2 separate regions of the Homo sapiens genome follow, and region 2 is linked to region 1. A link is a contact called in ENCODE Hi-C or POLR2A ChIA-PET data. All regions are on one chromosome and are shown on one strand. The core of a region is the stretch at or near the end of the contact, and the rest is flanking DNA. Distances in the headings are between cores, read along the strand shown.

Region 1 (5,635 bases), core at 301-2,800:
TTAGGTCTTCAACCACAATAAAATGAACTCTGGAAAAGCTGTGGTATGACAAGTTCAAGTTCTGGCTCCATTCCTACAATCAGTGTGAACATGGGCAACTCAGAAAATTTCTAATTAATTCATCAAATACCTTTTAAGGACCTATTGCGTCTAAGGTTCTGTGCTAGGCTGTAAGGCTCAATGTCTTACATTGTAATGCAGGGACAATACCAACTATGGCAGAGAGTTGTGATGATCAAAGTGGGCAAAGATTACAGATTATCGAACAAAGGCTAGAGGCCACCACATCCTAGGTGTGTTCTATTTTCCCCCTTTACTTCAATCTTACTCAACTGATTTATTCTCCAAGTTTTCCTTTTGGTTTGGTCTTAGATCATTCCTATCAAGTATACCTGTCCTCAATTTTCAAAAATTCAGAATCAGAATTCCATATTCTATCAGTAGGTACGTTTGTGATACACCTTGCCTGGCTACCTCTTAGCTACCCTGTTTACAATGGAAAGATTAGGTCAAAGGGCGTTCTTCTTACCCCAGAGCCCTTCCAAACTCATGCCAATAGGCATGCCACTGCCTCCTTATCAGAGGCAACTTCCAGCAGTACTCCCTTCCAAATCACAAATATCTACTTTACCAAATCGCTGCTTTTTTAAATTAAAAATTCTTAAGGATCATTTACATCAGTTCTTTCATGCTACAAATTCAGAAAGTTTACGTCCAGAGATTAGGAGTCACTCAAGGTCACACAGTGAGTTGGTGACAGGGTCAGTACTGTCTGCTGCTATTGCTACATTCCCGGCACCTTCTCCAAACCCGCGTCTCCCAGCACTAGCCCAGAAGGAACTTCTGCAGGACACGCCCCCCTCCCAACTCGGAGCCCTCTTTAGTAAACGGGCTGGGGCCCTAATCCAACGGCAAGCCCAGGCCCCCTTCACCTGAAGGTAGCCTGTGTGAATGGGATGTGTGTCAGTGTAATTCGAGTGGAGGTGGGTGGGGGGTGGTTCCGGGTCCAGGGCGGGAAACGCGGCTCTGGGAATTCCCGGGTGACACCTACTTAAGAAAAGCACCCGGGGAGATGCAGTGCTCTACCCTCCGTGGCTCCTCTAGGGGTGGGGGCGGGGGTGTGGTCTGGTTACAGCACTTAACGGGCCCTCCCCACCCCAAAACGGAGGCCAACTTTCCCCAGCGGCAACTAATGGGACTGTCTCGACCCATGAAGCCAGCTCCCAGCCCTAGGATTAGACCCGCGACCCCAGACCAGTCGCGTCCAGCTAAGTCCTGCGACTCCCCCAGCCCGCCCCCTGCCCCGCAGGAACACAGGACCGGCGCGCGGAGAGAGAGTGAGGGAGAGGGGCGCGGGAGGGAGGGAGGGGTCACTTCCGGTCGCAACAGCTCACCTCGTAGCGGAACATTCTTGGGGAGGGGGGCAGGGAGCGGGGAGGGGAGAGGGGGAGGGAGGGAAGAAGCGCTGACTCCCCGGCTCCTCCGCGCGCGGGTCCTCCACCGGCTCGCGACCCCTGGCCGCCGCCGTACGCCGGAGCGTGCGTGGGGACGTGCGCAGGCGCGCCTCAGGCAGGGCGGCCACCCCGCTCGGCGCCCGGCGGCGGCGGCTGCGCAGGGACAGATTTGGCGTCCCGCTTCCTAGTCTCAGCGGCGGGAAGGAGGTCCCGTGGCGAGAGACTGCGCACGCGCTGCCCGTCTTCGGCTGCCTGGTGATCTGGGCTTGTAGCTCCGCCCCCTCTTTCTCCGCGCCCTCTAGGCGCTCGGCTTGGAGCTCAGGGGCCGGTCACGAGTTCTCCGTCACCCGTGGGGCGGAGAAAACCCTTGTGATTGTCACAGGATATAGCTTTGAAGAATCCTGCGCTTAGCCTGGGCTGGGAAAGATGAGATTCCCGGGCAGTTTTTCCAACGTCCGACTCACTCCTCAGGCTGCTCGGGGGTCTCCCCGTTGCAATCTGCGCCTTGCGCAGGGAAAAAAGAATGGAAAGTTGCTGGTCTTCGAAAGGGGCGGACTTCGTCGCCACTTTCAGCGGCTCGTCGCCTGCTGAATCCACAGCAGGTCAGGGCTGTGATTTATGTGGCTCAAAGTGATGACGGCGCCCGTTTTTTTTTTTTTTTTTTTTGAAATGCTGAAGACAGGTTCCGGGAGGTTTAACTAGGGTGGTATTTTTAAGCGCCAGGCTCATTAGGCGCGAGGAGCTGCAGAGCCTCGAAGGGCCGCACGGCCGTGGGCCGCTGGCCACGCAGCAGCAGGGTCTTCGGGCCGTGGTGCGCCGCTGGGTGACTCCACTTCCTTAGAGGATCGAACCCACAGAGGAATGTGTCCAGCTTAGAAGCTTCGGCCCCCTGGTTCCAGAATTCTGTTGGGTGGTTTGTTACCTCTAGCACGCTCCATGCCCTTCTTGCCCCTTTCCTTTCAGACAAAACTTGCAGCACAAAGAATGAATTCTTTTGGGTTTCGCAATCCGTTTCTTCCCTGGGCGTCTTAAAATGCAGCCTCGTCTCGGAATGGCATACAGTAAATCCCCTAAATGTTAGTGTGTCTGGATCAGTTTGAGTATCGGAAACGCTGAATTTGTGAAGAAAAGTTCTGGGTGGGAGCTTGTGCTTTGCCACTGGCTAGGAAACTTTGGGCAACTTACCTAAACCTCTCTGAGCCTTAGTTTCTTGTAAAATGGGTATAATTACACCTGCCTCATGATGGTAACACTACTAACGATTGAAGGCTGCCTGGGACTCTGCTAGGCGCTTTATAAAATGGATTATCTCATTGAATCCTTCCTTATGTGCCCCCCATGAGGTAGGTACTGTTATTTTCTCAGTTTACAGTTGAGGAACCTGAGGATTAGCGACATTGTTTGCCTCCAACCACCCAATGGCAAGTGGTAAAGCTAGCAGCTGAGATTTGTCTGATTATTAAAAACCGAGTGTCTTAATCACTGTGCCAGAATAACAAAAGCAAATGTTGACATGGGCCAGGCCTGAACTTTAAAGAAGTGGAGCGTCGGGACAAGATGATTTATTGGTTTTCAAGCATGCATGGAACATTATAAAACATCAAATACTAAGTAACAGGCCAGGCGCGGTGGCTCACGCCTGTAATCCCAGCACTTTGGGAGGCCGAGGTGGGCGGATCACAAGGTCAAGGAGATCTAGACCATCCTGGCTAACAGAGTGACACCCCGTCTCTACTAAAAATACAAAAAATTAGCCGGGCGTGGTGGCGGGCGCCTGTAGTCCCAGCTACTCGAGGGGCTGAGGCAGGAGAATTGCGTGAACCCGGGAGGCGGAGCTTGCAGTGAGCCGAGATCGCACCACTGCACTCTAGCCTGGGTGACAGAGCAAAGACTACGTCTCACAAAAAACAAACAAACAAACAAAAAAAACTAAGTAGCAGTACATCTTAATAATTACCAAAGAATTGGTGCCATGTAGATCAAGGGTTAGCAGACTATGGCCCACAGTCCAATCTGGCCAGCCACCCGTTTTTGTAAAGCAAGCTTTATTGGAATACAGCCAACCTTATTTATTTACATATTGTCTTTGATTGCTTTAATGTTATAAAGTCAGAGTTGAGTGGTTACAATGGATACAGTGTGGCCTGTAAAGTGTAACATATTTACTATTTGGCGCTTTACAGAGTTTGCTGATCCCTGATCTTGCAGATCATGTTTTCTGATCATTATGTAAGATATCAATAGTAAAAACAGATTAGGAAAAAAGTCTTAAGTTTTCAGAAATTAAAAAAGAAAAAAAAAAGTCCTGGCGCGGTGCCTCACGCCTGTAATCCCAGCACTTTGGGAGCCCGAGGCGGGCAGATCACGAGGTCAGGAGATGGAGACCATCCTGGCTAACATGGCGAAACCCTGTCTCTACTAAAAATACTAAAAATACAAAAAAATTAGCCGGGCGTGGTGGCGGGCGCCTGTAGTCCCAGCTACTCGGGAGGCTGAGGCAGGAGAATGGGGTGAACCCAGGAGGCAGAGCTTGAGGTGAGCCGAGTTCGCGCCACTGCACTCTAGCCTGGGTGACAGAGCGAGACTCTGTCTCAAAAAACAACAACAACAACAACAACAACAACAACAAAAACCAAAAAACCCCTCCAATTCAATGACTAAATAATGGAAAGCAGAAAATAGTTACAACTGATGTGGTGGGTGGATTGCATGAGCTCAGGAGTTGGAGACCAGCCTACGCAACATGGCGAAACCGCGACTCTACAAAAAGCACAAAAATTAGCTGGGTTAGTTGTTTTATTAGCTGCTCTGCATTATTTCTGGTCGTGGTGGTGTGCACCTGTGCCTGTAGTCCCAGCAGCTACTCGGGAGACTGAGGACGAAAATAGGGAAGCCTGAATATAAATTAGCTATAAAATAAACCCAAAGAAAGTACAAGGAAAGAAATGCTGTAGAGCAGGAATTAAAGGAGCAGAAAACAAAGTGTCATAGACAGGATCAACAAAATTTCCCATTTCCTCTTATACAACACCTGTCTGTGAGGGAGATTGAAAGTCCCTTTAAAAGAATAATGTATTTTTAGGCGGGTGCTGGTGGTTCACGCCTGTAATCCTAGCACTTTGGGAGGCCGAGGCGGGCGGATCACGAGGTCAGGAGATCGAGACCATCCTGGTTAACACGGTGGAACCCCGTCTCTACTAAAAGTACAAAAATTAGCCAGGCATGGTGGCACCCACCTGTAGTCCCAGCTACTCGGGAGGCTGAGGCAGGAGAATTGCTTGAACCTGGGAGGTGGAGGTTGTGGTGAGCTGAGATCACACCACTGCACTCCAGCCTGGGCAACAGAGGGAGACTCCATCTCAAAAAAAACTATATATATATATATATATATATATATATATATATATATATATATGGTTTTTTTTGTATATATATATATATATATATATATATATATAGTTTTTTTTGAGCTGCTAATAGGCCCATTATTAAGATGGAAAAGGTACAAGTTCTTTTCACAAGTGATTCTTTAGACATAAAGTATGATGTTTCTGGGAACTGTCCCTTGAGTGGGTGGGAGAAGGGAGGTGTCTCCTGCATGCCAAGTACATGGGAAAGGTTATTGACAGCTGAGGAAGGCCATCAATTAGAGAAAGCCACCACACCAGCTTTCTTTGGCATTATCTATGCTTTCTGGAGGCTCTGTAAGCCATTATAGTATTTACAGAGTATACATGTTTCTTTTTTACTTTTTTTTTTTTTTTTTTTTAAACCTGACAAGTTACTTGGGCTAGAGTGCGGTTGCATGATCACAGCTCACTGAGCTTCGACCTCCTGGTCTCATGCGATCCTCTTGTCTCAGCCTCCCAAAGTGCTGGGCTTACAGGCGTGAGCCACCACACCTGGCCTGTTTCTTTTCTAAATGTAAAAAAACATGACGTACAATTTACTTTCTTGTGAGACTGGTTTCAGATATTTTCATCAAGTAACTTACATCTCTAAAACACTGATTCCAAACTTTAACATGCATTTAGAATTGCCAAGATGGCTTGTTGAAACATAGACTACTGGGCCCCATCCCCAGAGTTTCACATTCAGTAGGAGGGAAGTCAGGCCTGAGAATTTGCATTTGTAACAAGTTGCCAGATTATTCCGACGCTACTAGTTCTGTGACTACACTT
Region 2 (5,278 bases), core at 1,046-3,545, 2.7 Mb after region 1:
CCATCTGCCGGATTTTTTTTGAATTACAAACACAGGAGAATTCCAAGGCGAGAACGAAGGCTCAATATGTCCCTTTTCTAATTGTTCCTTTGCTAATAAATGTAAAGCCTCCAGTTTTTGTTTTGGTAGCGGCCACTGATTTACCCATACCGGTTTTTCTGTTTTCCAAGTTAATGGAATGGGTTTAGGAGGCTCTACAGTGGCCACCCCTAAAAAGGATACCCTATTCCTTTTCTTTCTTGATTTCTCTCAGTCTCAAGTGGAACTTTAATGCCATTTTCATTTTTTCCTAGTCCCTTTCCTGGTATATATCCCATATTAGTCATGATTTTTTGACTCCTGAGGCTGTATAATGGAGCAGGCATAGTGATTTCTGCACCCCATTGTTGTAATAAATCTCAACCCCACAGATGAAGTAATCATTGGTTGAAGTAATCATTGAAGTAATCATTGGTTGAACAGTACTTTCTTGATTATCCGGCCCTAAACAATGTAATAGTACTTTGATACACTTCTGAGGAGTGCCTACGCCGACAAGTCCTGTAACAGCCTTTCATTTAGGCCAATTTTTTGGCCACTGGTTTAAAGCAATGATAGAGACATCTGCTCCAGTGTCTACCAACCCTTCAAACTGTTTTCCTTGAATAATGGCCTTACACACAGGTCTGCTCTCTGAGAACTGACTTGCCCAATATGCAGCCTTTCCTGCCGGATCAGTGCTTCCAAACCCTCCTTTCTATTTATCTCACTGTTTCCAACCTTAATATAAGGCAGGAGTAACAACTGAGCAATCCTGTCTCCTGGACTGGCACTGCAAGGAATTGAGGAGCTAATAACCAATTGAATTTCACCTTTGTAGTCTGAATCAACCACACCAGTATGAATTTGAACTCCCTTTAGATTTAGACTTGATCTTCCTAAGATTAGTCCTACAGTCCCCTCAGGCAGGGGGCCATATACCCCTGTGGGAATTTTTTGTGGGGGCTCCCCTGAAAGCAGAGAGACTGCTTGTATAGTACATAAATCTACTGCTACACTGCCGCTTGTGGCAGGGGACAATTGTTGTATTGTGGTAACTGGCTCATTCCCTGAGGCACTTGTGACAGTGGGGGTTGTTGTCCCTGAAAACCCTGAGGAACAAAGGGCTGAACTGGGAATGCCCCAGTTTGTTGCAGGGCCTGAGGCTGGCCCCTTTGCTGTTTCCTGACAATAGTTGCCCATTTCTATCAAATTTAGAATTTGATAGAATTCTAATAGTGTTTTTCTTTTTTACATCTTGGACATAAGTCGGGTGGCTCTTTATCTGTTGTTGTTGTAGTAGCTTGAATAGTTATATTTTGTTTTTTTGAGGCTGGGCAATTCTTTTTTAGATGACCAATTTGACCACAATTATAACATTTTCCCCCAAATGTTCTAACTTGTCCTCCTAAAGCAACTCCCATTATTGCTTGAGCCATAAGCATAGTTTTATGCATAGCTCCTCCAATTCCATCATAGGCTTTTACGTACTCTGAGATTACATCTGATCCTGTGGGAACCTTCCCTTTTAATGGCTTAGTGGCTGATTGACACTCAGGATTGGCGTTTCCATATGCCATCAACTCCACTATGACCTTACGGGCATTTTCATCGGTAATTGACTTTTGAGCAGCATCTCGGAGCCTTGCCACAAAATCAGGGTAGGGCTTTTTAGAGCCTTGTCTTATTGTATTGAATGAGGGGCAGGTGGTTCCTGGGTCTTGGATTTTTTTCCCAGGCCCTAAGGCAGATAGCTCTAACTTGCTCAATGGCCTCATTTTGCATTATTGCTTGTTGATTAGTAGTGCTCCAATTTTGACCTTTTCCTAATAGTTGATCTGCATCTATGTTAACTGGAGGATTGGCAGCCCTATTACTTCAGACCTGTTCTTGTGCCCCATCAATCCACCAACTCTTAAATTGTAAAAATTGAGACAGTGAGAGTGATGATTTGGCCAAAATCTCCCAATCATAAGGAATGAGTCTATGTCCATGAGCAGTGGAACCTAATAATGTTCTCATATAAGGGGAGTTGGGTCCATACTGTTTTACTCCCTCTTTCATATCTTTTAACATTTTTATAGAAAAGGACTCATATCTGGCCCCAACTAGGGTAGGCGCTCCTTCTTGGGCCCCTTCTCCAGGTGGCATCGGTACTGGGAATTGCCACGCCTCAATATCTCCTTGTTTCCTTGCCTTATCAATAATTTTATGTAATGCACTACCTTGTCCACTAGGTGGTGCTGTAGGATAAAGTCTTATAGTGGGCGGCTGAGGCTATAGCGCCCTGCCCTGTGGTGCTGGAAACACTCCTGGCTGTCCATACTGATTTTCTGGGGGCGGCCGATACTGAAGTTCGGCTGGCGGCCAGTATTGATAGGCTACTGGCGGTTGGGTCTTATTTTCTACCGGCTGATATTGTGGATACTGTATTTGGATTGGCGTTGCCATGACAGAGACTCTCTATTTGATATTCTCTTGGGGTTTGTACTTGTCTAACCTGCATTTGAGGTTGTAATGTTACAGGCATCTGAACCGCTGGAAGAGGAGTTGGCCATCATGGTTTAGACTCTGATGGCCCCGCTAATTCTGGACCTTTTTCTTCTAATTCTAATGCTTCAGGATATATTACCTCCTGTAATTGATTGTAGTCAACATTTTGCATTGACCGAGCCATTACAGACTCTGCTACATATTTACAATGTGAACTTTTGAACTTTCCATTCCTTTCTGGGATTCTATCCCTGCCTATTCTTCACAATCTATTACACAGCTTTCAGGGGCATCAGCAACTGAAACGCTATCTTCTCCTGTTTGAAACAGTTCTAAATTAGCTGCTTTAATAATGGCCCAATCATTCCATACGGTAAGTGGGATGATTTTACCCTTCCTACTTGCTTGTTTTAATTCTTTGCCAATTTTTTCCCAATCTTTTAGATCTAAAGTTCCCTGTTCTAGAAACCATGGGCAGAATTGTTCTACTGTTTGAAATAGCGTGATTAGATTTTTTTGTAGAGACTCTAACTCCCCCCTTTTTAAAAGAATTTTAATAAAGCTGAGATAAGAGGCATATTTACTTTCAGTTTGCCCCATTGTTACCCTAGGTTCTTCCGAGGGCACAAGCTTACCACAAGACTGACTGTAGACGTACTCGGGAATCTCTCATCAACTTGTTCTCAATGACCACGCTCTAGCTCACCTTCACCCTAGAGAAAAGCACCCACGTTGGGCACCAGATGAAGGGGTGGCCAGCCCCTCTACACCTGTGGGCGTTTCTCATCAGGTGGGACGAGAGACTGAGAAAAGAAATAAGAGGCTGGGTGCGGTGGGTCACGCCTGTAATCCCCGCACTTTGGGAGGCCGAGGCCGGTGGATCACGAGGTCAGGAGATCGAGACCATCCTGGCTAACAGGGTGAAACCCCATCTCTACTAAAAATACAAAAAATTAGCCGGGCCCAGTGGCGGGTGCCTGTAGTCCCAGCTACTCAGGAGGCTGAGGCAGGAGAGACAGAGACAACGTATAGAGAAAAAAAAGTGGGCCCAGGGGACCGGTGCTCAGCATACGGAGGACCCCCACCGGCAACAGTCTCTGAGTTCCCTCAGTATTTACTGATCATTATCTCTACCATCTGGAGAGGGGGATGTGGCAGGACAATAAGTTAATAGAGAGGAGAGGGTCAGCAGGAAAACATGTGAACAAATGTCTCTGTGTCATAAATAAGGAAAGGTGCTATGCCTTGATGTGCATGTATACAAACATTAAAGAGCAGTATTGTCGCTAGCACCTCTCACCTCCAGCCCTAAGGCTGTTTTCTCCTATCTCAGTAAATAGAACATACAATCGGGTTTTAAACCCAGACATTCTATTGCCCAGGGACAAGCAGGAGACAGATGCCTTCCTCTTATCACAACTGCAAAGAGGCCTTCCTCTTTTACTAATGCTCCTCAGCACAGACCCTTTACGGGTGGGGTGTCGGGCTGGGGGACAGTGTCGGGCTGGGGGACGGTCAGGTCTTTCCCTTCCCACAAGGCCATATCTCAGGCTATCACATGGGGAGAAACCTTGGACAATACCTGGCTTTCCTAGGCAGAGGTCCCTGCAGCCTTCCGCAGTGTATTGTGTCCCTGGGTACTTGAAATTAGAGAATGGTAATGACTTTTAACAAGCATACTGCCTTCAAGCACTTTTTTAACAAAGCACAGCCTGCATAGCCCTAAATCCATTAAACCTTGAGTCAACACAGCACGTCTCTGCGACACAGGGTTGGGGTAGGGTTACAGATTAACAGCATCTCAAGGCAGAAGAATTTTTCTTAGTACAGAACAAAATAGAGTCTCTTATGTCTACTTCTTTCTACATAGACACAGTAACAGCCTGATCTCTTTCGTTTCCCCACAAATCCATATAGTATTTGAGTGTGATAATGTAAAAATCAGTATTCATTTCTAAATCTAAGTACTGCTTTGAGAATTTTGTTGGTAATTCCAGTTGCTGCTGCTTCAGCAGAAGGAAGCTTCTCCAAATTAAAATAAATTAAAAACTTGCTAAAAACTATGTTGACTCAAGAAAGCTTGTCTTTTGCCATTTTGTCAATAGAAGTCACGTTAAGTATAAGAACATCATCAGGGGCCGGGCGCGGTGGCTCACGCATGTAATCCCAGCACTTTGGGAGGCCGAGGCGGGCGGATCACGAGGTCAGGAGATCGAGACCATCCCGGCTAAAACGGTGAAACCCCGTCTCTACTAACAATACAAAAAATTAGCCGGGCGTAGTGGCGGGCGCCTGTAGTCCCAGCTACTCGGGAGGCTGAGGCAGGAGAATGGCGTGAACCCAGGAGGCGGAGCTTGCAGTGAGCCGAGATCCCGCCACTGCACTCCAGCCTGGGCGACAGAGCGAGACTCCTACTCAAAAAAAAAAAAAAAAAAAAAAAAAAGAACATCATCAGGCCAGGCTTGGTGGCTCACGCCTGTAATCCCAGCACTTTGGGAGGCCAAGGTGGGTGGACTGCCTGAGCTCAGGAGTTCATGACCAGCCTGGGCAACATGGTGAAACCCCATCTCTACTAAAAAATACAAAAAATTAGCCAGGCTTGGCAGTGTGCACCTGTAGTCCCAGCTTCTCAGGAGGCTGAGGCAGGAGAACTGCTAGAACCCAGTTGCAGTGAGCCGAAATCACACCACTGCACTCCAGCCTGGGCGACAGGGCAAGAGTTGGTCTCAAAAAAAAAAAAAAAATCAGTACTCCCTGGAATGAAGCC

Evidence for each region. A loop is a pair of places that touch in the nucleus more often than their neighbours do. ChIA-PET counts read pairs that join two places held with the same protein, here RNA polymerase II (POLR2A).
Region 2: a map of vagina shows a loop between it and region 1 (18-fold over the local background). The contact joins the enhancer-like site here to the promoter of PATL1 in region 1. A Hi-C loop is called at or near these places in 1 of 168 maps with a recorded cell type or tissue (vagina). POLR2A ChIA-PET finds 5 or more read pairs at or near these places in 1 of 52 experiments (MCF 10A).

Annotation. Positions count from the first base shown.
Region 1 is chr11:59,667,487-59,673,121 of GRCh38, forward strand. PATL1 (PAT1 homolog 1, processing body mRNA decay factor) reads right to left here and starts at 1,551. Exons shown (of 19, transcript NM_152716.3): 1 at 1,395-1,551. The coding sequence starts at 1,409. It overlaps PATL1-DT (PATL1 divergent transcript), which reads left to right and starts at 1,824. Exons shown (of 4, transcript NR_187296.1): 1 at 1,824-2,056. RefSeq lists a silencer at 1,281-1,630 and enhancers at 1,590-1,884, 1,811-2,100.
Region 2 is chr11:62,378,675-62,383,952 of GRCh38, forward strand. The region is part of intron 4 of ASRGL1 (asparaginase and isoaspartyl peptidase 1); the gene reads left to right. Among named protein-coding and RNA genes, the nearest start is that of SCGB1A1, 38 kb to the right of the region's middle. RefSeq lists enhancers at 3,471-4,036, 4,037-4,602. Within about 2 kb of position 2,296, at least 2 of the 41 ENCODE cell types and tissues checked have a DNase peak (open chromatin) inside an H3K27ac peak, as active enhancers do.